Linked DNA regions of Homo sapiens: region 2 is linked to region 1. Evidence: read pairs that join two places in POLR2A ChIA-PET (ENCODE). Cell type or tissue: OCI-LY7. All regions are shown on one strand. Links, peaks and the distances in the headings refer to the core of each region. The heading gives the core; the rest is flanking DNA.

Region 1 (15,507 bases), core at 3,176-11,175:
GGATGAGATCCTATCTTTTATGGGAACATGGATGGAGCTGGAGGCTATTACCCTCAGCAAGCTAACACAGAAACAGAAAAGCAATGCTTCATGTTCTCACTTATAAGTGGGAGTTAAATGATGAGAACTTATGAACACAAAGAAGGGAACAACAGACACTGGGCTCTACTTGAGGGTGGATGGTGGGAGAAGGGAGAGGAGCAGAAAAGATAACTACTGGGTACTGGGCTTAATACCCGGGTGATGCAATAGTGTGTACAACAAACCTCCATGACATGAGTTCACCTATGTAACCAACCTTCATGCGTACGCCTAAACCTAAAAGTTTTTTTTTCTTTTTAATAAAAAGGGACTGCTTAGGAGGGACATCCTCCCACTGCCTCATCCATGGATCAGGGAGGCACGCCAGGGAGTAACCCAGTTCTGCCCAGCAAGCTACACCCCACTAACTCTGGGCCCTGTCTGTGCTATTTAACATTTCATTCAAACAGGAGCTCCTGGGAAGAAGCTTGGCTCAGTATCCTTGGCAGATCACCCCTCAAAGTCTCCCTCAGGTATATTCTAAGTGAGGACGGATCCCATATATACCTCACTTAGGCTTTACTCTGCTCTGCAAGCACAGGCAAGACCAGCTACATCTTTGCACGCCACCCCTGGTTCTTAGTAGGCCAAGAACCTCAGAAACTGGGAGGGCACTAAGAGCTGTATTTTAGAAACTGTGTTGAAATTACATTTATTCAGCTTTGTTCTGGGTGGGCCCTGTACCTGGCACTGCTAACAAGTGTTTCAAGAAGGTGCGAAGGAGATATTTTTCCAGGCAAAATAGAATATATTTCCTCTTCAGTTTCATTTGACTGCTTGTTTAAAAAAAAATATGAAGATAGTACAGAGAGTTCCCATATACCCCTCATCTAGTTTCTCCTTTATTAACATCTGCCATTAGTGTGGTGTATTTGTCACAATTAATAAACCCATAGTGATAAATTATTGTTGGCAAAAATCCATACTTCATTCAAATTTCCTCTGTTTTTTCCTAATGTCCTTTTTTTTCTATTCTAGGATCTTATCCAGGATACTGTATTACATTTAGTCAGAGTGTCTCCCTGCGTTCCTCTGGAGAGGACTTTCCTTACTTTTGATGACCTTGAATATCTCGAGGAGTATTGGTCAGGTATTTTGTAGAATGTCCCTCTGCTGGCATTTGCCTAATGTTTTTTTCATGAGTAAACTGGGGCTATGTGTTTTTGAGAGGAAAACCAGAGTTAAAAATGCCATTTTCATTATATCATGTCAAGGGTACATACTGTCACTGTTGATGTTAACCTTGATTGCCTGGCTGAGTTAGTGCTTGTCAGGTTTGCCTACCGTCAACTTCCTCTTTATCTTCCCTGTTTTCATACTCTACTTGTCGGCAGAAAGTTACTATGTAAAGTCTGTGCTGAAAGAATTGGGAGTTATGCTCCACTTCCTTAAGGGTGGAGTATCTACATAAATTATTGGGACTTCTGCACAGATTTGAACCTTCTCCCATTTATTTTTCAATCATTTATTTCTATCAGTATGAACATATGGATATGTATTTATTTATTTATTGAGACAGAGTCTCACTCTATTGCCCAAGCTGGAGTGCAGTGGCGCGATCTTGGCTCACTTCAACGTCCATTTCCCAGGTTTAAGTCATTCTCGTGCCTCAGCCTCCCAAGTAGCTGGGATCACAGGCATGCACCACCGTGCCTGGCTAATTTTTGTATTTTTATAGAGACAGGGTTTCACCATGTTGGTCAGGCTGGTCTCGAACTCCTGACCTCAGGTGATCCACCCACCTCGGTGTCCCAAAGTGCTGGGATTATAGGCGTGATCCACCGCACCCAGCCTAATGTATGGATATTTATTCTATATTTTGGATGAAAGTCCAATACTACTTTATTTATTTTGTTGTATATAATTTTATTTCAAAGTTCTGCTTCTTACAATATGTGGCTTGTGCTCTCAGTGAGATGTCAGGAAGTAGTATTTGGCTAAGATCTAAGATTGCATGCACCAGCATCCTTTTGTGCCTCAGCCTCCCCTCCTTGAGGTTCCCAGGGGAGATAACTGCCAGAGGACAAGGCCAGCACAAAGGAATCCTCTATTATCACTAGATCAGCCTCTACCCTCTGTTAAATTATAAATTTCAAAAGTGAAATAAAAATATGACTTGTATAAAACAACAGAATAAACATGTATTAAAGGTGTTATTTAACTCATTAATTAGTGAAGGAACCAGTAAGATAGTGTACTAGTCAGGGTTTTCTAGACAGACAGAACCACTAGGATGTAAACAGAGAAAGAGATAGAGAGATTTATTTTAAGAAATCGGCCCATGCAATTATGGAGGTTGGCAAGTCCAAAACCTGTAGGATAAATTGCCAGGCTGGAGACTCAGGGAAGAGCCGATGTTGCAGATTAAGTCTGAAGACCATCTACTGATAGAATTCCCTCTTGTTCGGGAGACGTCAGTCTTTTGTTTTATTCAGACCTTTAACTGACTGGATGAGGCCCACCCACGTTATGGAAAGTAATCTGCTTTGCTCAAAGTTCACCGATTTAAATATTCATCTCACCTAAGAACACCCTCATGGAAACATCCAGAATAATATTTGCCCAAATATTTGGGCATCATGGCACAGCAAGTTGACAAGCCTATTTGAGGAATGGGCTATTTGAAGGCAATTTTAAAAAAGAACATCAGAGTAAGGTCACTGGGCTAGATACATTGTTAATATCCTATAGGGCAATACACTACAACCTTTGGGAGTTTCTACTTTTCAGAAATCATTTGCTTCTCTGCTAATCAAAAATCTACAAATTAACATGCAACATCACTGATGATTCTCAACCTTAATTAATAGTAAATAGCAAAGTCATAGAGGATACTGTCTCATTGCATGTTACATAATTCTTGGATGAGCCTTTTCAACAATGAATGGTTCAGTGGGTCACGAAAGGACAGCTTGAGGGCGAGGTGCTGTGGCTCCAGCCTGTAATCCCAGCTACTCTGGGGGCTGAGGCAGGAGGATCCCTTGAGTGAAGGAGTTTGAGGCTGCAGTGAGCTGATTGTGCCGCTGTACTCTAGCCTGAGTGACAGAACGAGACCCTGCCTTAAAAAACAAATAAAAAAGAGGCCTGGTGTGGTGGCTTATGCCTGTAATCCCAGGACTTTGGGAAGTTGAGGTGGGAGGATCACTTGAGCCCAGGAGGACAAAGATTCAGTGAGTTATGATCTCACCACCTCACTTCAGCCTGAAGGATAGAGGGAGACCCTGTCTCTAAATAAATAAATAAATAAAGGACAGGTTGTACTCTCTTGAACTAATGTTTTGGGTATTTTTCTTACCATGTCATACCCCAATGTCACCTCCTATGAAATTGCAAGAGAGCATTTTGCCAGCCTATGTCGACCTGGTGGCTTCTCCCCAGGCTTCACTTTGTTTCCACTGAAGGAAACAGAAGATCATTCCCAGTGGGGAGGTAGCTCCATGCCTCTCTCTCCCTAGTCTAAGAAGAAAGAGAAGACTGTGAAGAGATAACAGCAAAAGAGGTATCTGAGAGGGGCCACAGAGAACTTTCAGAGGGCTATAGAACTTTAGCTTCTTTTCTTCTCACACCCAAAGCACCACTTCCTGGCAGAGTGGTCCAAGAAATACTAAATCTGATCAATGGATTGATTGATTGATTGAGATGGAGTCTCGCTCTGTCACCCAGGCTGGGGTACAGTGGTGCGATCTTGGCTCACTGCAACTTCCGCCTCCTGAGTTCAAGCAATTCTCCTGCTTCAGTCTCCCAAGTAGCTGGGATTACAGGTGCCCACCACCACACCTGGCTAATTTTTTTATATTTTTAGTAGAAGTGGGGTTTCACCATGTTGGTCAGGTTGGTCTCAAACTTCTGACCTCAGGTAATCCACCTGCCTTGGCCTCCCAAGGTGCTGGGATTACAGGCTTGAGCCACGGCCAAGAAATACTAAATTTGATTGATTTATATCAACATCCTGTTCCTTGATGGTGGGGTAAAATGAGGCTTGATGGAGTGATAGAACCTTAATTTTCCTCAATAAAGCAAAATATCCTAACGTGGCTTCCAAATTTTAACATCGCGCAATTGTACGAATTTTTATTTAATGCCTTTCAGACTGAGTGTTGAGGGCCAGGCTGTGTCTTCTACGGCTTTGCATTCTCCACAGCATCTGGCATTAGGCCCGGCATATTGCAGGCACTCTATAAATGGCAGCTGCCTGAATAAGGGGGTATTATCATTTGGGGGTTTTGTTAAAAATGGGATCACGAAGGAGAAAGTGTTTGGAGGAGGCTGCATGAACAACTCGCTATTCGTAAGGCCATGCTGTGAGGGGGTGTTTTGAGGACACACTATCCCGGAAGAAGTGGCTTCCAGAAGCACAAGAAAGCCTTTTATTTTGTGAAATGAGACCCAGATGGCAATACCAAATAACAACAATTATGATGATACATTTTTTATAAAAGATCCCAGGCCTGACAATGTCTGGCTTTAAATTATAAATTGGCTCATTATCAGGAAAAAAATATTTATTGAAACACAGCAATGACCAATGAGCTCATTATCCTAAGGTGGCAGCCAAGAAGTCCTAAGACACAGACCTGTTGTAAAAATCAGGCAGTTATTTGTGCAAGCGGTATTTGGTGCATAGCTTCTCAACAGGGATAATTTTGTTCCAAGATGAGTACCAGGGACAGGAATCAGACTTTGGGGTCCTAGTCGATCATCTGGAAAATAGGTCTAATTGGGATGTGTCCCTTGGAGGTTTGCTTCATTAATTTCTGGTTGAGAGCTCAGAAAGCTTCAAATCAGACTCCTCAGCACTGTGCTCAGCCTTATTTAAATACCTACATCAAACTGCTTAGTCTATTTCACTTTATTTCTTAAGCCTCTCTGTTTTTTGTTGTTGCTACATTAAGACTTTCTTAGGAATTTGCCTAGATTCAGCTAACCGTCCCTCTACTTCCTTCTTCAGAAGACTCTTCTTTGTGTCTCCTGGGGCATTTTAAATATTATTTAACATAGAATATACTGAAAGACTCGGATACCTCTGAGGTCACAAATAATAAAAGGGAATGTACCAGAAGATCACCTGGAGTGATGGTTTCTACGACAAGCAGCCTGGTGGAAAGAACTTATGTGTCAGATGGCTCTGAAAGGGAATCAGGAGTCTAAATGTACTAGGTATTTGACCTTAGACATGTTATTTTATTATTTATTTATTTTTGAGATGGAGTTTTGCTCTTGTGGCCCAGGTTGGAGTGAAATGGCATGCTCTCAGCTCACTGCAACCTCTGCCTCCTGGGTTCAAGCGATTCTCTTGCCTCAGCCTCCCAAGTAGCTGGGATTACCGGCACCCACAACCACACCTGGCTAATTTTTGTATTTTTGGTAGAGATAGGGTTTCACCACATTGGTCAGGCTGGCATTGAATTCCTGATCTCAGGTGATCCACCCACCTTGGCCTCCCAAAGTGCTGGGATTACAGGCATGAGCCACCGCGGCCAGCCCTTAGACATGTTATTTAGTGTTATTGGGCCTCAGTTTCCTCATCAAAAAGAATGAGAATAATACCTACTTTATAGTGTGGCTTTAAGAATTAGAAACAATGTTCGTGTAGTTGTTGCAGCATAGCAGCTACTTAATAAATGAAAGCAATTATTATCATCCTTCCAAGAATGCCAAAGTTAGGAGACCTGGTGGGGAGAAGAGGAGGTTTAGGAATTCTTTCCTAAGGTGTCCTGAGCTGGCAACAATGGTAGTAGGAGTCCCTGGTCCTAAACAAATGTTGCCATCTAGTTCCCTTTACAGCCATCAGCGGTAAAAGAAACATGCTGGCAATGTTTAAAACTCAAAAAAAAAAAAAAAAAAAAAAAAAAGAAGCAGGAAATGGACTGAGTGAGAATCAAATAGACAAGACTGAAAGAAACAACATTTGTCACTCTCAACTAGGATACAGATCACCTCGCTTCATAAACCAGAAATTGAGGCTCATAGAAGTAAAATAGAGTAGTATTTAGGAGCTCAGACTTTGGAGCCAGACTGCAAGACATGCTCTAAATGTGTTTCAGTTTCCTTACCTGAAAATGAGGATTTATCAGTCAGGATAGGCTAGGTTATGCTGTGGTAACAGACAATTCCAGAAATCTCCAAGACAGATAACAAACATTTATCTCTTGTTCATACTTTCTGTGCTTCATGAGTTGGCCATGGCTCCATACCAAGCTTTCTTTTTTTTTTTTTTTTGAAATGGAGTTTCGCTCTTGTTGCCTAGGCTGGAGTGCAATGGCATGGTCTCGGCTCACTGCAACCTCTGCCTCCCAGGTTCAAGCGATTCTCCTGCCTCAGCCTCTCAAGTAGCTGGGATTACAGGCACCTGCCACCAAGCCTAGCTAATTTTTGTATTTTTAGTAGAGATGGGGTTTCACCATGTTGACCAGGCTGGTCTTGAACTCCTGACCTCAGGTGATCTGCCTGCCTCAGCCTTCCAAATTGCTGGGATTACAGGTGTGAGCCACCGCATCCAGCCCATTCCAAGCATTCTTCATCCTCAGACAGAGCCACCACTAGCTGGGACACTGCCAGTCATCGTGGCATAGGAAAGGAGAACACGGCCAAGCACTCACTGATTTTTAATCCTTCTTGTTTGGAAGTGTCACATCACCCTTTATGACTTTTATTGGCCAAAGAAAGTCATGGGGTCACTCCTCTGTTCGACAGGGTGGAGATGGTTTAAACCTCCTACCAGCAAGAATTCTGAAGAAGGGAACCCAAAGTATTTGGTGAATAGTCATCTGGTTTACTACAGGTGATGATAATGATAATAAAAGACCCCCTTGTGGGATGTCCTGACAACTGAGTTATTATTACACATAAAGAACTTAGAAGGGCGAGTGATGCAGTGATGCACATTTTTTTTTTCTGAGACAGAGTCTTGTTGCCCAGGCTGGAGTGCAATGGAGTAATATCGGCTCACTGGAAACTCCGCCTCCCAGGATCAAGTGAATCTCCTGCCTCAGCCTCCCGAGTAGCTGGGATTACAGGTGCATGCCACTACACCCAGCTAATTGTTGTATTTTTAGTAGAGATGGGCTTTTGCCATGTTGGCCAGGCTGGTCTTGAACTCCTGACCTCAGGTGATCCACCCACTGAGACTACAGGAGTGAGCCACCGCACCTGGCCACAGTGATGTGCATTGACTGTAACATGTGTTTGCTGTTATTATTGCTGACCATTATACAGGGGATTAGTGATGGAGCTAGTGAAATAGATCCCAGCTGTCCTAACTGAAAGGCAAAAAAAAAAAAAACCCTTGTATTTGTACTGAGAGCTATGGATCCACAGACAACCAAGGGCAAAACACATGTAAAAACTGTCATAAAGCAGGTTTTAAAAAGAGAGTGAGGAAGCTGAGGGAGAAAGGATAGAGGGAAAGTGAAGGAGAAAGAAAGAAGTGAGAGCGAGAGGGAGAGGGAAAGAAAAGAAGTAAAGGAAGAGGCCAGGCACGGTGGCTCACGCCTGTAATCCCAGTACTTTGGGAGGCCAAGGTGGGTGGATCACTTGAGCTCAGGAGTTCGAGAGCAGTCTGGCCAACGTGATGAACCCCCATGTCTACTGAAAGTATAAAAATTAGCCAGGCGTGGTGGTGCAGGCCTGTAGTCCTAGCTACTCAGGAGGCTGAGGCAGGAGAATCGTTTGAACCTGGGAGGCGGAGGTTGTAGTGAGCTGAGATCGCGTCACTGCATTCCAGCCTGGACGACAGAGTGAGAATCTGCTCAAAAAAACAAACAAAAAAAAAGTGAAGGAAGAGAGAGACACCACCCAGGGACAGAAACTTCAGGGAGACGGGGGACTCAATAACTCCTGAAGCACCATGGTAAGAAGCTAAGCTGCCTTTGTCAATTCCTTCTTTTGGTTTGGACTGGTCTTTCTAGTAGGCTTGTTTTGCCTTTCATTAAACTACTGATTTCCTTCTGCAGCTAGCACCTCTTCCTTTAATTGTTCTCATCAACTTGAGTCAATGGTGGATGGAATGGTCAGGGCACTCACTGAGAAAGGAAATTTCCCCCGGATTCTAGCCTTAGGTGATGAGAGCAATCCTGTCTCAGTTGTATTCAGTGCTGGGGTAAGATCAAGTTGAAAGTTAGGCTCAGGTAGAGGGCTGGACCGCTCTCTTCCCAGGCTCCCAACTGTGACACAGGGTGCAGTGGTAGAAGGTAGGGATGCTGCCTGAATGTGGGACAGGGGATTGTCCCTGAGTCTGCTTACTGGGGCCAATAATAAGAACTAACCTTCGAATATCATTATGTGTACAACACTACTAAGTGCTCACATCTATTAACTCATTAAATCCACAACTCTAGGCTGTATGGTATTGCTTCCATTTTACAAATGCAGAAACTAAGGACACATTGGCACGTAGCTTGCCTGAACTCACGCACACAGTTCACAGCAAGCAGCTGAGCTGGGATGTGAATTCTGGCAGTTTGCTCAGAATCCACGCTCTTGACAACTATAATGCAACATCCTCCTTTCTATTGCCTGCTTGGGGTCCTACTTCAATTTTTTGTGGCCTAATAAAGAGAGTCCTTCTTTTAGGTTCTGGACATACAAAACTTAGAATTTAGTTTGAGGGGCTCATCCTTTCCATGCTTATAAGCAAAGAAAGGATTTTTTGCTCATAAAAGAACAACTTACTGCTTTAAAAAAAATGCTGCTAATTATTATTACTTTGGCTTCATTTGCCATTAATTTGTCTCCAAGAAACACAATCAGCACAAACATTGAGAGCTTCCTTATAGCCTACCAGGAGAGTGTTGGTGGGTCTCAGCAAAGTGTTCCCTTTTGGGAGGTGGCTCCCCAGAGCCCTCGGACACAATCTGCTCCCAGATCCTCTCAAGCGTCAATCTGCACTGATTGCCTGTTCTCAACTCCCACAGGCAACCTGCCTCCTCTTGACTATCAATAGCTGTCACAGCCTAATTTGATTGCTGAGTCAGACAATCAGTCTTAATTGCCTGTTTCCACCTCCAGCTGTGTCTCTTGTGGGCGGAAAAGCCTCTCTCTTGGTGCACTGCCCTTCCCCCTGGATCAGAAGCCCAGGTAGCGGTCCAGGCCACCTGTAGGATCATCTGCAACTTCTGATCCCACAGGTTCCCCATTTTCCTGGGCTGGACCTGGAGGGAGGTGAGGGTTTTGTTCACACACTGAGTCTCTGCTATTAGCCTGTACACCACCCTCACTTGGTCCTGCTCTAGTAGCAGTAAGTTCTTTTATAAGCAAAGAATACTTTCTATGGGGTGGAGAGAATGAGCCCCTGAAACTAAATTCTAAGTTTTGTATGTCCAGAGCCTAAAATCAGGGCTCACCTGCTTTATTAGGCCACAAAAAATTTAAGTGGGGCCGGGCGCAGTGGCTGACGCCTGTAATCCCAGCACTTTGGGAAGCCGAGGCAAGCAGATCACTTGAGGCCAGGAGTTCAAGAACAGCCTGGCCAAAACATGGCGAAACCCCACCTCTACTAAAAATATAAAAATTAGCCAGGTGTGGTGGCGCTTGCCTGTAGTCCCAGCTATTCAGGAGGCTGAGGCATGAGAATTGCTTGAACCTGGGAGGTGGAGGTTGCCATGAGCCAAGATTGAGCTCCAGCCTGGGCATCAGAGTAAGACTCTGTCTCAAAAAAACAAAAAAAGAAAAAGAAAAAAAAATTGAAGTGGGACCCCCAAGCAGGGATTAGAAAGGAGGATGTTACGTTATAGTCATCAAGAGCGTGGATTCTGAGCAAACTGCCAGAATTCATGTCCCAGCTCATCTGCTTACTATGAACTGTGTGCGTGGGCCTGTATCCTCTTTTTGGCTCTACAGACTCACTCTTGCTGTTCTCCAGGCTGCTACCTGTCCCGGGAGCCTGACCTTTAAGGATCAAAGGGCTTCTTTGCTTTTTGGCTTCTGGCTGGGTTTGGGGAGTGAGCAGCCGGAGAGAAGACCTGAGGGAGTCAGGACATGTATTCCCCTAGCATCCTCCCTGTGGGATTTCTTCACATTCTTCCAGATGGAAGGTCAGGCCTTCTCTCAAGGGGTCTTCTCATGACTTTCTGGATTCTATTACGGGCTTCCCTCCCTTGCTTTCAGAGTGTGCTGCAGATGAATTATTGGACTTAATTCTTCACCCCTCCTGGTTTCCATGCTCTTTGCCTGAATGTGACTTTGTAGTTACTCCCCGCCAAAAAGGAGGGATATATTGCCCCTTGCGTTTGGGCTTGGTTTTATGACTAGCTTTGGCCCATGAGATGTGGGTACACCCAACCATCTGCGCCAGTTTCAAGCCTAAGCCTTTAGGAAAAGCCTTAGCATTAAGAGGAAAGCCATTGCATGGGGGTTGTTTTGTTTTGTTTTGTTTTTGTGCCTGTCATCTTCACAGGAAGAGCTTCCCCTGGGCAACTGCTGCCTCTTTAGTCTGGGGCCCAGAATGAACACATGTGGAGTAGCCCAGAGCTTGATCGACAAAGAGGAGCCAAGCCCAGGTGGAGACACCAGCTTGAAACAGAGCCCCCAGCTGACCGCCATTCAACCTGTATGCCCATGAGAAATACATGCGCATGGCTGCATTCCACCAAGAGCATGAGAGAAAGCTGGTGACATCCGCTGCTACCAGCACAGGCATCCCTGCAGGACTCCTTGTGCTTTCTCTACACTCTGCTTCTACTCCATAAATACTTCCTTTACTAAGCCCTCAGGGAACCATCCTAATTTGAGTGTCAGCTGTTTCCTGTACTGACACTGAATGAATGATACAAGCACTGGGCCCAGTCCAGCCCCACAGCCATGTCACATTGTCAGCAAAAGTTCAAAATACTACACTTGAGACCAACTGCCCCTACCCCCATTTGTTTCCCATTTGCTATTTAAACTGAAACCCTTATCTTAGAAGCTGGTCATGAGATCTTATTTTATCTTTTTTATGTGTTAGTTTTTAGAATTTCAACTTGTTATTTGGAAAAAATTTCAAACATATGCACAAGTAGAGACAGCATTATAACAAACACCTATGTACCTGTGATCCAGCTTCAACAATGATGGACATTTTGCCACTCTTATTTGATCTATTCCCCTACTGTTTTTTTTTTTCTCTCTAAATCTAATGACCTTTCAAATTCCAGAGGAATCTAGAGATTCCATCGTACTTCTAATCTTCTGTAATCTCTTGGCAGCATTTGCTGCTATTGCTCACTCTTGCCAATCTGCCATTGCTGTCTCCTAGTTCTTTTATCTCTTGTGACTGCTCTCCATTTCCAGTTTTTGACTCCTGGTCTGGCTCTTAAATGTCAGTGTTCCTGAGGGTTGGCCTTGTTCTTCACCATCTTCTTTCTCTCTATGCTGCCTTCCTGAGTGGTCTCATTCACTCCTATGGCTTAATCTGTAAGCCCACTCCATTTTCCTGGGCTATCCTTTCTGTCTGTCCACTAAGGATCTTCACTTGGAGGTCTGTAAACCCTTCACACTGAGCATGTCCAGCCCCAGCCAAACTTCACAACTTCTTCTCGAACCTTCTCCCTCTCCACTTCTTTTTCTGGATTCTTTCATACCTTCTCTAGTACCCTGCCACATAACTAGATATTGTACACCTCTCCTTACCCAGAGCTGACTATTCCACTTCTGAATGGTCTTTCCAATCCTTCCCCTGTTTCCATTTCCACCCCCTTGATTAAGACCCTCATCGTCTCTCACTTGGGACATTTTAATATTCCCTCTGACTATTCTCTAATGGCTGTTTCCTCTGCTAAGTAGTAGCATCACTTTTCTAAATCACATTATCAAAACATGTTAACCCCAGCTCCAACTTATAAATCTTCTATGGTTCCATTCAGGATATATTCTAAACATTTTGGCATGACATTGAAACCTCTTCACACCTTTTTTTCCTTTTTCTTTCTTTCCTTTTTTTTTTTCTTTTTGAGACGGAGTCTCGCTCTGTCACCTAGGCTAGAGTGCAGTGGCGCGATCTTGGCTCACTGCAACCTCCACCTCCCGGGTTCAAGCAATTCTCCTGCCTCAGCCTCTCAAGTAGCTGGGATTACAGGCATGTGCCAACACGCCCAGCTTTTTTTTTTTCTATTTTTAGTAGAGATGAGGTTTCACCATATTGGCCAGGCTGGTCTTGAACTCCTGACCTTGTGATCCGCCCACCTTGGCCTCCCAAAGTGCTGGGATTACAGGCATGAGCCACTGTACCCAGCCCTTTCACCACCCTTTTTTCTAATCTCACCTCCTGACATTGTCCTCTGTGTACCCTGTCCTCCAAATAATGTGGCTTTGCTTTTTTGTCCCCTAACATATCATGCTTTCATGTGGCCTTTGACATGCTGACCACTGTCTTGTTTTGTAGGATAAAAAATGAGGTTCTAGTTCTCAAATAACAAACACCTATGTACCCATGAACAAAGGTGTTTATTGTTTGAGATTTCGAAGTGCCCCTTCCACAGCTCTTGCCCTTCTGAGATTCTTGATGGCATTTGAATTTGTTCCTCCCAGAGGAAATTGTCAACATGGTATTTAACTTTTTTTTTTTTTTTTTTTTGGCGACAGAGTCTCACTCTGTAGTCCAGGCTGGAGTGCAGTGGTGTGGTCTTAGCTCAGTGCAACCTCCGCCTCTTGGGTTCAAATGATTCTTGTGCCTCAGCCTCCCAAGTAGTTGGGATCACAGGCACGCGGCACCATGACCAGCTATTTTTTTGTATTTTTGGTAGAGATGGGATTTCGCCCTGTTGGTCAGACTGGTCTTGAACTCCTGACCTCGTGATCCGCCCACCTTGGCCTCACAAAGTGCTGGGATTACAGGCATGAGCCACCGCACCCAGTCCGTATTTAACTTTTTGAGCAATCTCCTTAGAATTTCTCTGTTCAAAAGGGGCCCATTTGCCATGGTAATGGTATTGTCTCCACAGACATACTGGCAATATAAAGTTTCTAACTCTTCTGTAGGACTTTGGGTGTCCCTGAGGCAGAAATGATGTGTTACTCATCTTTTTATATATCCCCAGTGCCTGGCACATATGAAATACTCAGTGTTTGTTTGAACTGCATCTAAATTAGTATTGAGACTAGGGAGTAGGATCTGGAGAAGGCACAAATGTTGCCAACCAATTGCAGAGAAAGCTGCCAAACATATAATCTATGAGCTGGGAGGCTGGGGTCACACCATTCCCTGCAGTGAGGGCCTCCAAGCCTGTCGGATGTCAGTTGCATCTGCAAAACTAGGAGTTCAGGGGGAAGGTTGGATTTTTCTTTATTAAACTTGTCATTCCCTAAGGTGGGGCTCTGACAGAAGCCCAGTGAGATGTCAAGCTAAGACAGCTGTTGCCAAACCTGGTGGAGGCATTTCAGACAGCTGGGGATACAGCTGCTGCCGCAGACTTCATTTGCAACAGCCTTTTCTTCTTTAAGGAGGTCAAAATGCTTAACAAATACATAGCAATAGTAAAGCAGCTATGGTATGATGCAGACAGAATTGGATCTGAGTCAGATCACGTGGATCAAGTATCAACTCTACTTCTTATTAGCTGTGTGACTTTGAACAAGTTATGCCACCCCTTTGAGCCTCATTTTCCATACTCATAATACTGACTGCTGTGAAGACTGAATGAGGTAATGTATATGTAAATGTTTTATAAACTGTAGAGCACTGCTCAACTATTAGGTATAATTGGAATACATTAAAATTACATTTAGTCTTCATCTCTCACACACACACATATACACACAGAGTATAGAATAGTGTAATGATTAATTACATGTCAGCTTGACTGGGTCATAGGATAGCCAGGTGTTTGGTCAAACATTATTTTGGGCATGTCTGTGAGAGTGTTTTTGGATGAGATTAACATTTGACTTAATCCCAGCTACTCGGGAAACTGAAGCAGGAGGATTGCTTGGGGCCAGGAGTTCAAGGCTAGCCTAGGCAACATAGTGAGATCCTGTCTCTAAAAAAATAATAAAATTATTTGGGCTTGGTGGCATGTGCCTGTAGCCCCAGCTACTCAGGAGGCTAAGGTGGGAGAATCACTTGAGCCCGGGAGTTCAAGGCTGCAGTGAACTATGATCATGCCACTTGCACTCTAGCCTGGGTAACAGAGTGAGATCTGATCTCTAAAAAAAAAAAAAGCAGATTGCCATCCCTAATTTGCTGGGCCTCACCTAATCAATTGAAGACCTGAATAGGACAAAAGGTCTGAAGAAGTGGGAGCTCCTCCTACCTGACTGTTTGAGCTGGAACATAAGTCTTTTCCTGTCTTCAGGCTTGAATTAAAAAACCAGCTCTTCCTGGGTCTTGAGCCTGCTGGCTTTTGGATTGGTATTTACACCATTGACTCTCCTAGTTCTCAGGCCTTCAGACTCAGACAGATACTTAAAGCATTGAGTCTCCTTGTTCTCAGGGTTTTGGACTTGGATTGGGACTATACCATCGGCTCATCTGCATCTCCAGCTTGTGGACTGCAGATTTTGGGGCTCTCAGCCCCCAAAATTCTGGGAGCCGATTACTTATAATTATCTATCTATCTATCCAGCCATCCATCCATCCTATCTATCAACTATCTGATATGGTTTGCTGTGTTCCCACCCAAATTTCATCTTGAATTGTGATCCCCACGTGTCATGGGAGAGACCAAGTAGGAGATAATTTAATCATGTGGGCGATTACCCTCAGGCTGTTCTTGTGGCAGTGAGTGAGTTCTCACAAGATCCGATGGTTTTATAACGGGCTTTTCCCACTTTTGCTTAGCACTTCTCCTTGCTGCTGCCATGTGAAGAAGGACGTGCTTGCTTCCCCTTCCACCATGATTTTAAGTTTCCTGAGGCCTCCCAAGCCCTTTGAAACTGTGAGTCAATTAAACCTATTTCCTTTATAAACTACCCAGTCTTGGTTATGTCCTTATAGCAACGTGAGAACAGCCTAATACACTATCTCCTATTGGTTCTGTTTCTCTGGAGACCCCTGACTAATGCAAATGGTCAAATTGCGTCAAATTTGCTTATTGTCTATTGTATGCCCAGCTCTCCACTGGGAACTGTGATCAATGCATAAGTTAATATAAGTCATATTTTCCTGATATTAAGAAATTTACAGTTGATTTGGGAGATGAGATCAATTTATTCCTCAATCCTTGTGTTTTTATAGAGGGGAAGACATTTCTACTCCACAATCATGTAGAGCATTTTTCGTGTTTCTTCACTCATTCTTCCCAGGGGATGAGAAGGAACTTCTATGATTAGTGAGCTTGGGCAAAAGTGTTGCTGTGATGAGCGTGGTGGCTGAGCACCTGTTGGTTTCTCATTTCCTAAACTGATAATTGAGAATGCATGCGTTCTGTATTCTTTGCCACAAAAGTAAGCCTTTGCATCAGATGGGATTGGAAAAGAATGATGGTTGTCCAGATCTTTCTGTGACTATATTGG
Region 2 (15,507 bases), core at 297-8,296, 400 kb after region 1:
ATTGTTAGTGCAACAAGGAGCCACTGGAGAGTTTTAAACAGTAGTGGTGTGACCTACTGTTTCAGAAAGAACACTGGCTACTATGGGAAGAAAGGACAGTAGGAAGACTAATAGATAATGGTGGATTGAACTAAGATGGTAGCAACAGATAGGGAGCTATGGTAATGTTCAGTATCCACTTTGGAGATAGATCCAGCAGGACTTGCTGACAGACTGCATGTAAGGGCTGAGGGAAAGAGAGCTAGCAAGGTGACTTCTAGTTTGTGACCTGAACTAGGTAGATGGTTGTGTTAAAAATGCAGTGGGTATTTCAGTCTGAAGCTCAGGGGCAATGATGGAAAATAAGATAAATGTGTGCAAGTTGGCTGGGCGTGGTGGTGCACGCCTATAATCACAGCACTTTGGGAGGCCGAGACGGGTGGATCACTTGAGGTCAGGCGTTTGCGACCAGCCTAACATGGTGAAACCCCATCTCTAATAAATACAAAAAAATTAGCTGGGCATGGTGGTGCATGCCTGTAATCCAAGCTACTTGGGAGGCTGAGACAAGAGAATCGCTTGCACCTGGGAGGCGGAGGTTTCAGTGAGCTGAGATCGCACCATTGCACTCCAGCCTGGGCAACAAGAGCGAAACTCCATCTAAAAAAAAAAGTGTGCAAGTTATTGGTACGTATATATTTAAGCCTCGGGACTGAATGAGATTACCTAGAGAGAATGAAGATAGGGAACATTCTTGAGCCTGAGATCCTATAACATTTAGAAGAGAAGCTAGCCAGGGAAATTGAGAGGGACTGGCCAGTGAGAGAGAGTAAAATCTGAAGAGTATAATGCCATATGTTGAAGCTCAGAGAATTATTGTTTCAGGAAGGCAGAAGTTGTCAATTATGTCCAACATTGCTGAGAAGATGAGTAAGGAATGTAAATGAGTAAAGGCAGGAATGGCTATTGAATTTGTTAAGACAGAGGTCCTTGGTGACCTTCCTAAGAGTCATTTCAGCATGACAAGGATGCAGACCTAACTGGAATAGATTTTCAGGGAAGACTGAGAGGCAAGGAAGGGGAGACTGCAAATATATGCAAATCTATATTTTTGCTTTGAAGGGAAACAGAAAACAGGACAACAGCTGGTTTACAGAACTTTTATTTGGATTCTTTCCTTGTCTGTTAATAATATAGGCTGCACCTGGGCATCATCGTGCCCTTCCTTTTTGATTCTGCTGTTTTGCTTTTAATCCTACAGGCATTTCTTCTGGCAGGAGCCTTGTACACACTCTGGGTGGTTCATGACCACCACGGACTTGCCCTTTCAAGGCAGAAGCCTGTGATTCAAAAACTTCCATTCCTTCCAATCGACTATTATAAAACTCATTTTGTCTAGTGCCCATACTCCTTTACCTTAGGATCCTGGGCCAACTGTCACTAAAGAAAACAAACCATTTCCTCCTCCTGGGGGAATGTGCTTCTTTCAAGAAGGTGCTTAGAGAATAGACATTCTAGGTGACAGCAGTTATGAAAGAGGTGTCTCTAATGAACCTAACACTTCTTCCAACATACTCCAGGTTCACCCTCCTTTGAAGACAGAAAGTACTACAACTTCAGTTGCCACCCTAGTCAGGTTCATAGGATTTACTCAGTAGGTTAAGAGATGGTGCTGAGAATGAAGTCCAGAGTTTGAGTCTACAAGTGGCATTTGCTTCTCCTTTGGGACTTCTGTGGCAGGGTGTGGAACCAAATCAGATTGGTTGCATATCTGTTTCTCTTCCTGAAAATACAATTCAAATACCTTCATAGTCTGTGACAGCAACTTATAACCAACAGACAATGGTATTATTTTTATTTATTGATGGCACTCCCCCATAGCCAGAACTTCTACTGAGTCATTCATCGTGTATTCCAGGAATACTTTCCAAATGGAGTAGTGAGGCACTTCCAATAACAGTTATGTAATCTGTTAACAGTGGCTCAAAATGACATGTGAAGGAATGATGTACTTCTTTTTTCAGACTCACAGATCTCATATGTTAATTCAGTCAACAAGTACTTAGGGCTTATCACATGCCAGGCACAGGTAATATGACAATAATGAAAACAAAAACCCTTGCTGTCATAGAATTCGGTTTCTAGTGGGAAGAGACATACATTAACAAATCATATATAAGTAAAACATTAATTATGGTGATAACAGAAAAAGAAAGCAGGGGAGAGGGATAGTGTCTTAGTTCAGGTTGCTGTAACAAGAGTACCATAGACAGGGTGGCTTAAACAACAAACATTTCTTTCTCACAGATCTAGTGGCTGGGAAGTCTAAGACCAGGGTGCCAGCATGAAGAAGTTCTGGTGAAGGCTTACATTCTGGTTTCCTCACAGTGAGGGCTCTTCACGCCCTTATAAATGCACTAATTCTATTACCCACATGACCTCATCTAAAACTAACTCACAAAGGCCAAACCTCCTATGTTGAGATTAAGGCTTCAACATAGGAATTTTGGGGGGACAAAAACATTCAGTCTCTAGCAGATAGGGGCCACTGTGGGAGGGGATTACAATCTTAAATAGGGTTGTCAGGGAAGGCTTCATGAGGGCAAAGACCTGAGGAGGCATGGAAATGATCCACGCAGATGCATGTCTGGGGAAGAGCATTCCAGGCAGAGGCAGTGGGAATGGACCCTCAGGTAAGAGCATGTTTAGCAAGTTCAGAGAAAAGCCTCTTAGGTCAGGTCTGGAGCGAGAGTGGAAAATGTAACAGGACAGATCATGTAAAGACTTGTAGACCACAGTTAGAGGCTTGGACAATAACTCTGAGGATGACATGAAGGTATTGGGAGGGGGTGTTGAGCAGAGGAGTGATATGATCTGGTTTATATTTTAGATTATTCTGACTGCTATGTTGAAAATAGGGTTGAGAGCAGAGGGGAAGGGCAGCACACCAGTTAAGACCACTTCCCAAAAATCCAGATGATGATGGGCTTGAACCAGGAGAGTTGCTATAGGGATGTGAAGCAATCAAATTCTAGATATTTGGGACCTGCTGACAGGTACATAATGGTGTATGAGAGAAAAGGCAGTGTGAGAATGACTCTGAAGTCTGTGGCCTGAGCAAAACAGAAACCTGGAGTTGCCAATAGCTGAGATAAAGTTTCTGGTTAAAGATCAAGAGCTCAGTTTTGGACAAGAGGGGTGTGAGATTTCTAATAGACATTCAGGTGGAGGTGTGGGGAACACACCTGGATGTGATGAGCCTGGAATTCAAATTCACATGTGTGAATTTGAAAAAAGATTCAGAAAAGAGGTGTGGACTGGAGGAGCTATCCACACACAGATAGCATTTGAAGCCACAAGACTGGGGGTGATGACGCAGGGAGTAAGTATAAATAGAAAAGAGAAGTGGTCCAAGGACTCAGTCCTTACATCAGAGGTCAAAGAGACAAGATGGAGACTAGGAGATATGAAGGCTTGTGCAGTGAGTGTTTCGGAGAAACGAAGAAACTTCCCAGAAGAAAGGAGAGGTCAACTGCTAACAAGTCAAGTGAAATGAGAACTGGGAAATGAGTTGACAAGAGCAATTTGGCTGGCGTGATCAGAGAATGTTTAAGAGATAATGTGAGGGAAGAAAATGGAGGCAGGAAGTATGAACTACTCTTTTGAGTCATATTGTAAAGGAAAAAAATGGGGTGATTTTACTCTTTTTTTTTTTTAAAGATAGGAAAAAAAAGTATATTTATATGCTGAGGAGAAGAATCCAGTTGAAGGGGAATACTGTGGCTTCAGGAGACAGGAAAACTGCCTAAGCCACATCCTTCAGCAAGTGAGTGTTCAAGTGGAGGGTTTGTCTTTGCTTGGGGCACGGGCGGTTCATCCACAGTGAAAGGAGAGAAGGCAGGGCATGTGGGGTTGGCTGTAGAAAGCGGGCAGACGGGGTGGGAACTTATGAAGACTCTTCTGATTGTTATTTTCTCTGTTAAGTAAAAGGAAAGGTCATTGGCTAAGAATGAAGATGGACGCGCAGGTGCTGGGAGTCATCGAAGAGAATGAAAGAATGAATAAAATAGAGAAAAATACAATGCTATTATATAAACCTATACATTTAAATTACTTTCCTCTTCAAATTAGACCCCCTGGAAGGCAAATCTCTGTCATGTTAAGTTTTAGGAAAAGTCATAATCTACTTGGAGCTAAGTATGAAGAATAAGGTATATGATTTAAACCACATAATTCTATTTTTGCTTAAACCGGGGAAGCCTTTAAGGTAACGTAGAGTGTACCCATTAAAAAAGATAAAAATGTCAGCTTCCCCTTCCCTTTAAATATAGTAAGGCTCAAAGGTAATTGATGTTCATAACCCTAAGGTACTATAACAGTCTGAAGCAAAATATTAAATGTCTTCTGTAGTATTTTAGTTAACTTTTAATTTTATTGGTAATTTATGTGTAGTTAACCACATACTTGTGCCTCAACTATTTCACATAAATGTGAGATGTCTTAGGCCTCTTTGAACTCTGCATGGAAAAGAATGCTGAGGAGGTATGTCTGTTTAAGCTGCCACTGCCTGCCTCTCATAAATAATATCTCACATTGCATAATAGCCCAGATAAACTGCAGATCGCTTAGAGCCTGATAAATGAGAGGAAACTGTACAGTTTGTTTTCCAAATTGCCCTTGGACAGCTAATTCACAATTTACTATTTTATAGCTGTAAGATTTTAAAAATATAAAATAACATAGCTGTAAATACAGATTATCAGAAGATAGTCTGTAAAAATGTAAATATAATATAGCTGTAAATATACACTATCGGAAGTACCAAATCTAGTTTTAGTAGGTAGAGGCATCAAGTAAAATGGAAATGAAAGATGTTTCAAGGAAAACTCCAGGACATCTGTGGCAGTACTAAAGAAACCTTCCTTCTCAGGTTCCCAGCATGCTATTTTATTGATGTAACAACATTTTCAATAAAGTTGGTAAATTATCACTATATTACTGTCTTATAGCAACATAGCAAGAGCTTTAGAGATCATATAAGTATAAAATGTGAATTTAAAAAAACAATGAATATGCAGGATTTTTATTAGGGCAAGCGTTTCCATAACCATAAATATTTCTTTAAAACAAATAAATGTCCCAAGATCTCTGTTAGTGATCCAAACTAAGTAGAAATTAGTAAAATTAATTATAAATGAACAATTTCAGCATATAAACCAACAAGTCTTTTCTAGATTTTTAACACTGTGACCCAATTGCATTATTTTCCAAGTTAGAATGACTAATAATCAATGAATGTAAAAGCAATAATTAATACAGATGACATTGTACTTTTCCACAGTAAAGAAATAAACAATCTAATATTTTTATAAATCCCATTTTATATCACAAAATAACCTTTACTAAGCAAATTTTTTTAAAATCTCAGGAACTATAGACATGATGAAAAGATAGATATTTTATATAAATAATTCAAAAATACTGTCAGGCAAGGAAATGTAAAATCCTTATTTGAGTAAAAGAAAATGCTATAAAGCAATGAGTTATCAAAATACAGAAGAGGTATTCTAAAACAAATGAAAAACCAAGATGATGAAATAGTGACAACTACTTCTAATGTGTAACAGATACTGAAATGCCAAGGTGAAAGTGAACTGAATTATTTCTTAAAGCAGTGGAGAATATGTAACTTTCAAAAATGCAAGAAGCACAGCAAATTAACTAATTAACTTACCACCTCCTTCAAATAAAAGCGAGAACCTCTTGGGAGAATTTAAGCACCATTAGCAGACACATCTTAGAGCAGTTAATGAAATGTTTTGTATTTCAGTAGAAAACTATTTCAATGGTGAAAATGATGCAGGAATCAGAAGCATATTCTGCTGAGAAACTAGGTAGTTGACACTTTCCCGAACTGGAAAAACATTTCATAAGAAGGCATACAGTTATTGGTTGAATCACATTTGTTCTAAAAATAATTCGTGCTTAGTGAAACAGCTTACCAGCCGCCACAACTCTGGGATCCTCATGGGACTTATGTCTCCCAGCTGCACGACTATCTGCACTCTCATTCCACCAAAGAACATGAACTGCAGAAATAAACCACAAGTAGTTTCTGAAATATATGGCAATAGCAAATAAGAAATATTGAAAAAGTGAATCAGAAATGTTGTCTTATTCTTTAAATCAAAATCAAAAGGTAAAACTAAATATGTTAGTTATAAGATTTCAGAGGGATCAGAAATTTGGAAGATAAATTTATAAGTTAAACTGGAAACATAAGGCTGAAGAGAGAATGCAAAGAAACACAGCTTAAGGCACAATTAAGACTAGACCCGAGTTTAATGACTTCCTACTATGTTTTATTTTTTAAAAAAAGCAGATTATAAAAAATTGTTTACTGTAGAAAATTTAGGTGATACAAAGAAAAAATAAAAGTTAGTATAATCTTAACTGCCTAGATAAACCTTTATCAACATATGGTGTGTTTCCTTTAAAAAAAATTAGTAAACCAAATTAGGGTCTTAGTGTATATTATACTTAGTAACAGATTTTTTAAAATGCTGCAACAATGTGAGAATTTTCTATGTCAATGATATTAATTTTGAATGACAAAGACACCAAAAACAATCATGATAAAAACAAAAATTGACAAATGGTATCTAATTACACTTAAGAGCTTCTGCACAGCAAAAAAAAAAACAAAAAAAAAACTGTCAACAGAGTAAACAGACAACCTCCAGAATGGGAGAAAATTTTTGCAAACTACGCATCTGACAAAGGCCTAATATCCAGCCTCTATAAGGAACTTAAACAAGTTTATAAGAGAAAAAAAGAATCCCATTAAAAAGTAGGTAAAGGGCATGAATAGTCACTTTTCTAAAGAAGACATATATGAGACCAACAAACTTATGAGAAAATGCTCAATATCACTGATCATTAGAGAATGCAAATATAAACCACAATTAGATACCATCTCACACCAGTCAGAATGCCTGTTACTAAAAAGTCAAAAAATAACAGATGCTGGTGAGGTTGTGAAAAAAAGGGAACACTTACACCCTGTTGGTGGGAGTGTAAATTAGTTCAACCATTATGGAAAGCAGTATGGTGATTCCTCAAAGAGCTAAAAGCAGAACTGCCATTCGACCCAACAATCCCATTACTGGATATATACCCAGAGAAATATAAATCATTTTACCATAAAGACATGTGCACGTGAATGTTCACTGCAGCACTATTCACAATAGCAAAAACTTGGAATCTTTTCATGAAAACCTATATGCCCACCAACAACAGATTGGATAAAGAAAATGTGGTACATACACACCATGGAATACCATGCAGCCATAAAAAAGAACCAGATTATAACTTTTGTGGGAACATGGATGTAGCTAGAGGCTATTATCCTCAGCAAACCAACAGAGGAAAAGAAAACCAGATACCACATGTTCTCACTTATAAACGGGAGCTAAATGATGAGAATTTATGAACACAAAGAAGGAAACAACAGACACTGGGGTCTACTTGAGAATGGAAGATGGGAGGAGGGAGAGGATTAGAAAAGATAACAATTGGGTACTGGGCTTAATACCTGAGTGATTAAATAATCTGTACAACAAACCCCCATGACATGGGTTTACCTAAGTAACAAATCTTCACATGTACCCCGTGAACCTAAAATAAAAGTTAAAAAACAAACACCAGTTCAGCATTTGAAAAAGGCTCCATAAAGTATTAACATTCTAAAAAAATAAGATGTAAAATAAGATGCTTATAGATTTTTTCAATCCTATAAACAACAAACTCTAAAAATTTGGAGATAAAAATTAAAACAGGTACCAAAATGAAAAAGAGAGACGAACTGATCTAATACACATGGCAACTTCATAGAACAAATGGACAACTGTACCTCTGTTGAGTTCTCCATATTCTGTGTGGAAAACACCAACTACTTTTGTGTAGCCTAAATTGACATGGGCATTAATTGCTCTTTCAAATGCATCACCCCACAGAGCTGGCCCACCAGGTTTCATCTGAAAAACAGCTAGTTCATAGACTCCTAGAATAGGGAGAAAAATAATTATTTCACAGAAGACATTCAAACAATTTCTAACCAGGTTTTCCTGATTTCATTAGAAGGCTAACCAATGAAGTTAGAGGATAATCCATGTATACATACATATGCAGTCACATTTATTGATTCTCTGCATTATTTTTCTTTGCTTTTATGTTTAGAAAGTCTTTGTCCATGTTTAAGGGTCAGTTGTTAAAATTAATCATAAAGAAAATAAAGAAAAAGGACTGGAAGCTATATATAAACTACACTCTGAAATATTTTTAATCTATAAAATTTGTCAGGAAAACAGATACTGAGAATGTATAATGAAGCAGAATTTTCAAGCTGCCTGTCTACACTTTTTAAAAAAGAAATGCATAAGAGAAGTACTTTCTGATATCCTACATTTCCTTCTCCTTTTCAATTTTGAGAGGAAATAACTTTTTCCTTTGTATAATTTTCTCCGGTAGGATTCTATTTCTAGTTGACCCAAAGTCATGTCTGAGCCTTTAAGGAAAAAAAGAAAACCCTCAAGGAGATGGTTTTATTCTTCCTAAATATCCAGGTAAATGCTTAAAAACCATTCTACCTTCTGGCCAGAAGTATAAGATGGGTGGAGAGAAAGAAACTAGAGGACAAGGTAGATTGGACAAGAAAAAGGAAAGAAATACAAAGTTACTAAAGAATTATGAACAACATAGAGGAAGGGAACTATTAATAAGACTTGACACTGAGAAGTCAACTGTTTTACTTAGTGCTGAAAGTTAAGGGGAGTTTTAAGTACATTAGAATCCAAACAAGACTTTTCAAATCTCTTATAATCTAAAATAAAATACAAAGTTGAGTTTATGGGAGACATAAAATGAAATTTAAATTAGTTTATGCTTTTCGAATCTGACCTCTGTTTAAAATTAGATAGAGGTAATTATTTCCTTTAGTGAGCAAGAAGTGAAATCAGGAAGAAGACAAATCTTTTCAAACTGAGAAACAAGAAAGAGGAAGACACAAAAGTTAAACTACAATAATGTAGCTTAGCAGTGTAAGTTAATTCATTCCCCCAAAACAGTCAGTTTACAAGCAAAGATGTACTTAATGATTTAAGATTAGCTGACTTTGTGGAAAAAATACTTTTATATTTAAAAGTTTATACATTTTAAAACTGTGACAAAATTTCATGAACTACGACTCATCTACCTACACCTGTTTTCCTAGCTCCCAAGCCCCACTTTTTCACCTGTATTGACCATGTCAACTTTTGTTAGGCATCCGTTAGATTTCAATATGGAAAAATACTTCATTTTTTGTTTTAAGGATAAGCAATGTTTAAGGATAAGCTCAATGTTTTAAGGATAAGCAAAGAGCTCTAGAACTCTAATTCTCTTTTTTTTTTTTTTTTTTGAGACGGAGTCTCGCTCTGTCGCCCAGGCTGGAGTGCAGTGGCGAGATCTCGGCTCACTGGAAGCTCCGCCTTCTGGGTTCACGCCATTCCCCTGCCTCAGCCTCCCTAGTAGCTGGGACTACAGGCATGCACCACCACACCCAGCTAATTTTTGTATTTTTGGTAGAGATGGGGCTTCACTACGTTGACCAGGCGGATCTTGAATTCTTGACCTCAAGTGATTCGCCCGCCTCGGCCTTCCAAAGTGCTGAGATTATAGGCGTGAGCCACCGCGCCCAGTCTCTAATTCATTTTTATCTCCAGACTCATCATATATTATTATATAAAACAAAGAATTATATATTTTTTTCCTATAGAACTTTACTCTTTATAACTTTAGGTCTTTAGTATTTTACTCATTAAAACTCATAGTCTAAGAGGGAAGAACTCACCTTCTTTTGGAGGCTTTTCTAATTTGGACCATGGTATCAGGTAAGTAATTTCCGTCTCTTGTTTATCAATGCGAGCCAAATTTGGAATGATAGATTGTTCTTGCCATTCCTTACAGTTGGCTAAGGCTTTCCGAACTTCAGCTCGATGAGCAAAATTATCTATGGGAGGAAAATAGTTAAGAAAATGTTTTTTTATTTAAAATCGCCCATATTTTTACTTGAATTTTACTCAGTTCAGCAAACGTGCAAGGCCATATGGGAACCCCATGTTATTATGTCGCTGGAGATGCCAACATAAATATATGTGACAACTGCTCTCAAGTTACTCATGGTCTAAAAGGGGAGTTGAAATGTAAAAAACTAACTTAATTGACATAGAATGGGCTTTATAGGCTCTAAGACTTTCTTAGGAAGTTGTGTGAATTAGGTTCGTTATTCAATCTTTCTGTGCCTCAGTTTCTTATTCTGTGAAGAAAATAGTATAACATCTACCTCCAGTGTTGTTGTGAGGATTAAATGAATTAGTACATGAAAAGAGCTTAGAATGGTGTTTGGCACCTTAGTTAGTACTCAGTATATGTTAACGATTCTTATCAATGGAAGCATTTGATTTATAGAGAAAGACTATTTTTCCTTGGTGGTGGGTGATTAGGTCAAGGTACACTTTGAATCAAAGTTAACATAAATGAAATTAAGATGCACTTTTTAAGCCTCTTTTTTGAACAACAGCTCCCAATGAAATAGTGCTGATTCTTTTATTTCTTGTCAGTAATTCTTTTTCTCTACAACTTATTTCTCTTCTTTCTAAGTTACCCAAACAGGTATATACATTTACCAAGATATGGGCCTAGTATAGTCAGCCCTCCCTCTCCACAGGTTCTGCATCTGTGGATTCAACCAACTGCAGATTAAAAATATTTTTTAAAAATACAAGTGAAATAATATAGTATAACAACTACTTACATAGTATCTATATTGTATTAGGGATTAAAAATAATCTAGAGATGCTTTAAAGTATATGGAAGGATGTGTGTGGGTTTGATGGAAACAGTATGCTGTTTCATATAATGGACTTGAGCTGAATCTGGTATCTACAGGGGTTCCTGGTACCAACCTCCTGCAACCTCCTGCAAATACAGAGGGACAACTATAGTATATTTACTTTTAGGGCCTCCTAAGACTAATAGTAAATGAATTATATGATTTATGCTGAGGATAAGGAATAACACCTATCTTACAAGTGAATTGTAAAGACTTTACGAGCAGTTTAATGGGACACAATTAAACTTGTGGCTCACCTAACGCACATAAGTGGATTATATATGTGGTTTATCTAAAGCATATAAATGAATTATAAACACTTTATTAGCAGTTTTTTCAATGGGACATGTTTCAACTTGTGGTTTATCTAAAGCATAAATTATGTTTTAATAGGGTCTGTTTTATTATAACAGGGAAAAACTAAAGAGTTACGTCAAGCATAGAATGAACACTTTTCATATTAAATTACTTTATGACTATTAACTTTGGACACTGATCACTAAACAGTAAATGAAATTATTAAAAGTTCTTTAGGTATCCTCAAGTCCTGATGTGGACTGTTAAGAACAGACATGGAAGTAACAAACATTCTGGGGATTCTTGTTACTTGTTCTCTTTCCTCTACTAAACCAGGGGTAGGTCAGCTTCAATATGGGAAGGACTGTCTCTCATTCCTTTTCCTTACCTCCCTAGGGTAGTATGAAAGAATTCCTTGAAACTCTGGGGTACAGAAATGAAAAAAGAAGTGGTCTCTAAACATAACAGAATTATTAAATCTCAGAGTTGGGTGACGCTTAAAAGTTAACTATCATCCTTTAAAAACCTCCATTTTTATAAAGCTCCCAAATGGGTGAATTATTTCTGCAAAAATGCTGATATCCAGCCCTAGCTGTAACAATAATAAGAAAAAAAAAATTATCTTATCCTAATGACACTCCTTTACCCAAGAACTGCAATTAGGAGTCTCATAAATTTACAAAGCTTTCTCCCTTATTTAGCCAGTATTCCATCTTCGTCAATACCATATACATTAGTTACACATTTAAAACATTTTTATTAAATATACATGTCTTTTGGCAGGCCCAACGGTGATCTTAACCCACTTGAACATTTACAATTACTGCTTTAAATTTTTCATGAGCTATCTTTATAGCAAACGATTCTAACATTTTTCTGAGGATTAAAGTCTAATTCACAATTTTATGGTTTGATATATGAGACTGCATGTTTTCTCATTTATGATAACATAAGAGTTCAAGCAAGGGGTGGTTAGAGGTGTACCACTGGGAAGAAGATCTGCTAAATTTATTTTTTTGGTATTGCTTTTAAAAAGTCTTACTTAACCTGTATGTATCTATGGTAATATAGATCCAAGAACTAAGTCTTATGTTACATTTAACAGAATGAAAATCTATACTGAATACTAAAACTGGATGACTCTTTACCATACTTCCAAATATGAAACACTTTATTCGTTCTGCCTCCAAATTCTACACTCCAGAATCCAACCAATTCAGAGTAAGAGGTCCGAAGATGAATGTTTTTCTTAAGATTTTCCATGAACGCATTCATATTTGAAGGTTTAAGGTAATAAGTACGAAATTCATAGAACGTTCCATCGTATTGTCTAGGGCCCGTAGCAAAAGATGAACACACCTGAAGGAGGTAAGACAAATGTAAATATCTTGGGAAGGTACAATTACAGATTTGGTTACAACCAAATCTGAGTCTGGTACAAGGAACACACATAGACTCATTATCCATTGTTTACTTTTGTTGTCAATTCTCCATATACACTTGTTTACATAGAGATGTCAATAAAGATAACTACTCTTAATTCTGATGAATATATAGCAACTGTTTCCTAGCAGGGGTCTACCTCTAGCCATTTTTTCACGAGAATTTGCTCACAAGAAGGCTGTGGGATCATAATGATACTCCTTTACCGAAGAACTACATTTAAGACTTAGTCTCTTTAATTTACAAAGGGTTTTCCCCTGTTTAGCCAATATTCCATCTTACTCAATACCATATGTATTAGTTCCACACATTGAAAAAAATTTATTAAGTACACATGCCTTTTGGCAGGCCCAAAAATACGTTTACTAACAAAAAACTCTTGTTTTTAAAAGGTTCCTAAAAAAACAGGAAGGGCTATTCAGGTCAAAGTATTTCCTGAATCTACTGATGAAGACTACCGGTCAAAAACAGGACTGGAATGTAACTAATATAAAAGGAAGCTATAACTTATCCAATTGCATTGTACTATGGGTGTATACTGCATAAAGGCTGAAAAGGAAAAAAACTCAACAAATGAGAATTGTCTCCATCATTGTTTCTAATTACAGATGCAATATCAAGAAGTATGTACATTTAGTGCACTCAATTATACCAAGTTTATGGAACTATCCTTTAAGAACCACCCTTTGTAATAGTCATATGCCCAATGGGTAAATTTTCTGTCCTAATCTGGCCCTCTGAGCCTGAGTGAGCTTAATGTTCAGTAGCAAATGCCCTGTCAGAAATTATCCAGTCTGTCTGTATGTACGTACATGCAAATATTTATGTAAACACACGTGTATACACAGACCACTCCCGTGGCATTCTAGTTTACAAATCCATTCATTTAGGCATGGTTAGCATGTGACAATTTCCTGAGGCTCACTACCCAGAATAATCTATCGCAACAGTTTCAGTAGGCATCTTTCACTGACATATTTTTGGTTACAACATGCAAATGTCTATGTAGTTTGTGTGCATAACGTCTTAATTATAATTGTCTATCTTGAGTTCATTCATCTCCAGTATGAGTTATGCCCTTATTGCCCAAGTGTCTTAGTTTTCTTAGAAAACCCTTCTTCATACCAAAAAATACCTGCAACTATCCTTTCTTTTGATGGCCATTCTTTTTGGGTCAGTTTAATCAAATTCTGAAAATAAAAAACTGCTTAGTATCTACAGTTTAAAAATATTATTATCTCGGAAAATGGGCCAATGAGGTATTTCTAATAACTGCTTTTAAAGTTGATTTTCGGAGATTTGTATCTGGAGATGTTATCCTAAAAAAACGCAACAGCTGGCGCCACGGGGGTGTCCCGGGAGTTGTGGCATTTAGGCTAGAAACAGCTGGCATCAGGCTGGGCACAGTGGCTCATGCCTGCAATCCAGCACTTTGGGAGGCCAAGGTGGGCGGATCACGAGGTCAGGAGTTCGAGACCAGCCTGACCAACATGGTGAAACCCCCGACTCTACTAAATAGTAAACACAAAAAAAATTAGCCGGGCGTGGTGGCTGGCGCCTGTAATTCCACCTACTCCGGAGGATGAGGCAGGAGAATCGCTTGAACCCGGGAGGCGGAGGTTGCACTGAGCCGAGACTACGCCACTGCACTCCAGCCTGGGCGACAGAGCGAGACTCCGTCTCAAAAACAAAAACAAAAATCACAAAAACACTGGCATCCAGTTAGAAAACCCCTCTGACAGCGACTGCCAGCGAGACGACCCCGGCCTGTAGCCTCCTCCTTGCGCGCCAGACGGCTCCAGAGACCGCGTTAGAACTTCGGCGGCGGCGCGGGGCCCCAGGTCTGGGAGCGCCTGAGCGTGGCTCGCACGCTTCAGAAATACCCCCCGCCCCTCCCCTCCCCTCCGGCCAGGGCTCGGGCGCGCCCCCGCGGCCAGTACCTGAGGCGCGAGCGTCCGTGAGGCAAGCGCCTTGGTCAGGCCGCTTCTGAGAACGAGCATGGCGCGGCTTCGGCACTGAGAAAAGCAGCCAGCCGAGTCCTTTGTGAGACTTCTCTGAAGTCTTCCCGAGTGGAAAAAAGCGGCTCCTGGACCACTGGCGAACTCAGGCAGGGGCGGGACTCGGCGGGGTCAGCTCCACCCCGGCGCGGGAGGCGCGACAGGTCCCGCAGTTGGCGTCTTTCTCTTCGGCGCTGAGCCTCGGTCCCCCTTGGTTTCCTGAAACGTTCTTGCCCCAGACGTTAGAGGTGACAGAATTAGCTGAAGGCTGGGATCGTTCCTGCCCCACCTTTCTGGGCCCTGACCTCATTCGCTCCGATGCGCAGTTGTGTAGATTCGTAAATGTGCGGCGGTTGTGCTTGTGTTGCCCCTGGAGAAGGAAGGGGAGGTGTTCAGCGTGTGCATGTGCAGTGCTTTGCATTTAAAGTCGAGATGTTGACAGGGTTAACTTGTTTCTTTGTTTGAGACGTAGTCTTGCTCTGTCGCCCAGGCTGGAGTGCACTGGCGCGATGTCGCCTCACTGCAAGCTCCGCCTCCCGGGTTCACGCCATTCTCCTGCTTCAGCCTCCCCAGTAGCTGGGACTACAGGCGCCCGCCACCACGCCCCGCTAATTTTTGTATTTTTTAGTAGAGACGGAGTTTCACCATATTGGCCAGGCTGGGACAGGGTTAACTTTTACAGGTTGTGATAGACGTGTATTTGTAGACCAGTGAGCCTTCGCTTTTCTGCATTATCTGTCCCCATTGCCACCCCACTGTGATCTTGGAAGGCTCCTAATAAAGATTTAATTTTCCATGAGCTCAGTGGAATAGCAGCACCGAGCCTGATAGGAAAAAGTCGAAGTTAAACATAGATAGTTT

The links. Peaks named below come from ENCODE experiments on the same cell type or tissue, not always from the same donor. Only the 100,000 strongest peaks of a DNase experiment are listed, where the experiment ranks them.
Region 2: POLR2A ChIA-PET joins it to region 1 with 10 read pairs; 2 of 35 experiments call an interaction of 5 or more read pairs at or near these places.

The regions. Positions count from the first base shown.
Region 1 is chr9:105,167,043-105,182,549 of GRCh38, reverse strand. No RefSeq gene overlaps it. Among named protein-coding and RNA genes, the nearest start is that of SLC44A1, 70 kb to the left of the region's middle. RefSeq lists an enhancer at 8,714-9,302. In OCI-LY7, for the core only: no CTCF peak of the experiment used is centred there; no DNase peak of the experiment used is centred there.
Region 2 is chr9:104,763,383-104,778,889 of GRCh38, reverse strand. It overlaps NIPSNAP3B (nipsnap homolog 3B), which reads right to left and starts at 14,761. Exons shown (of 6, transcript NM_018376.4): 1 at 14,590-14,761; 2 at 12,355-12,565; 3 at 9,869-10,027; 4 at 7,892-8,041; 5 at 5,982-6,068; 6 at 1,126-5,893. The coding sequence starts at 14,649. The coding sequence ends at 5,817. RefSeq lists an enhancer at 3,397-3,646 and silencers at 14,446-14,635, 14,833-15,032. In OCI-LY7, for the core only: no CTCF peak of the experiment used is centred there; DNase peaks (open chromatin) are centred at 3,349 and 5,969; H3K4me3 peaks cover 3,408 bases; H3K27ac peaks cover 5,199 bases.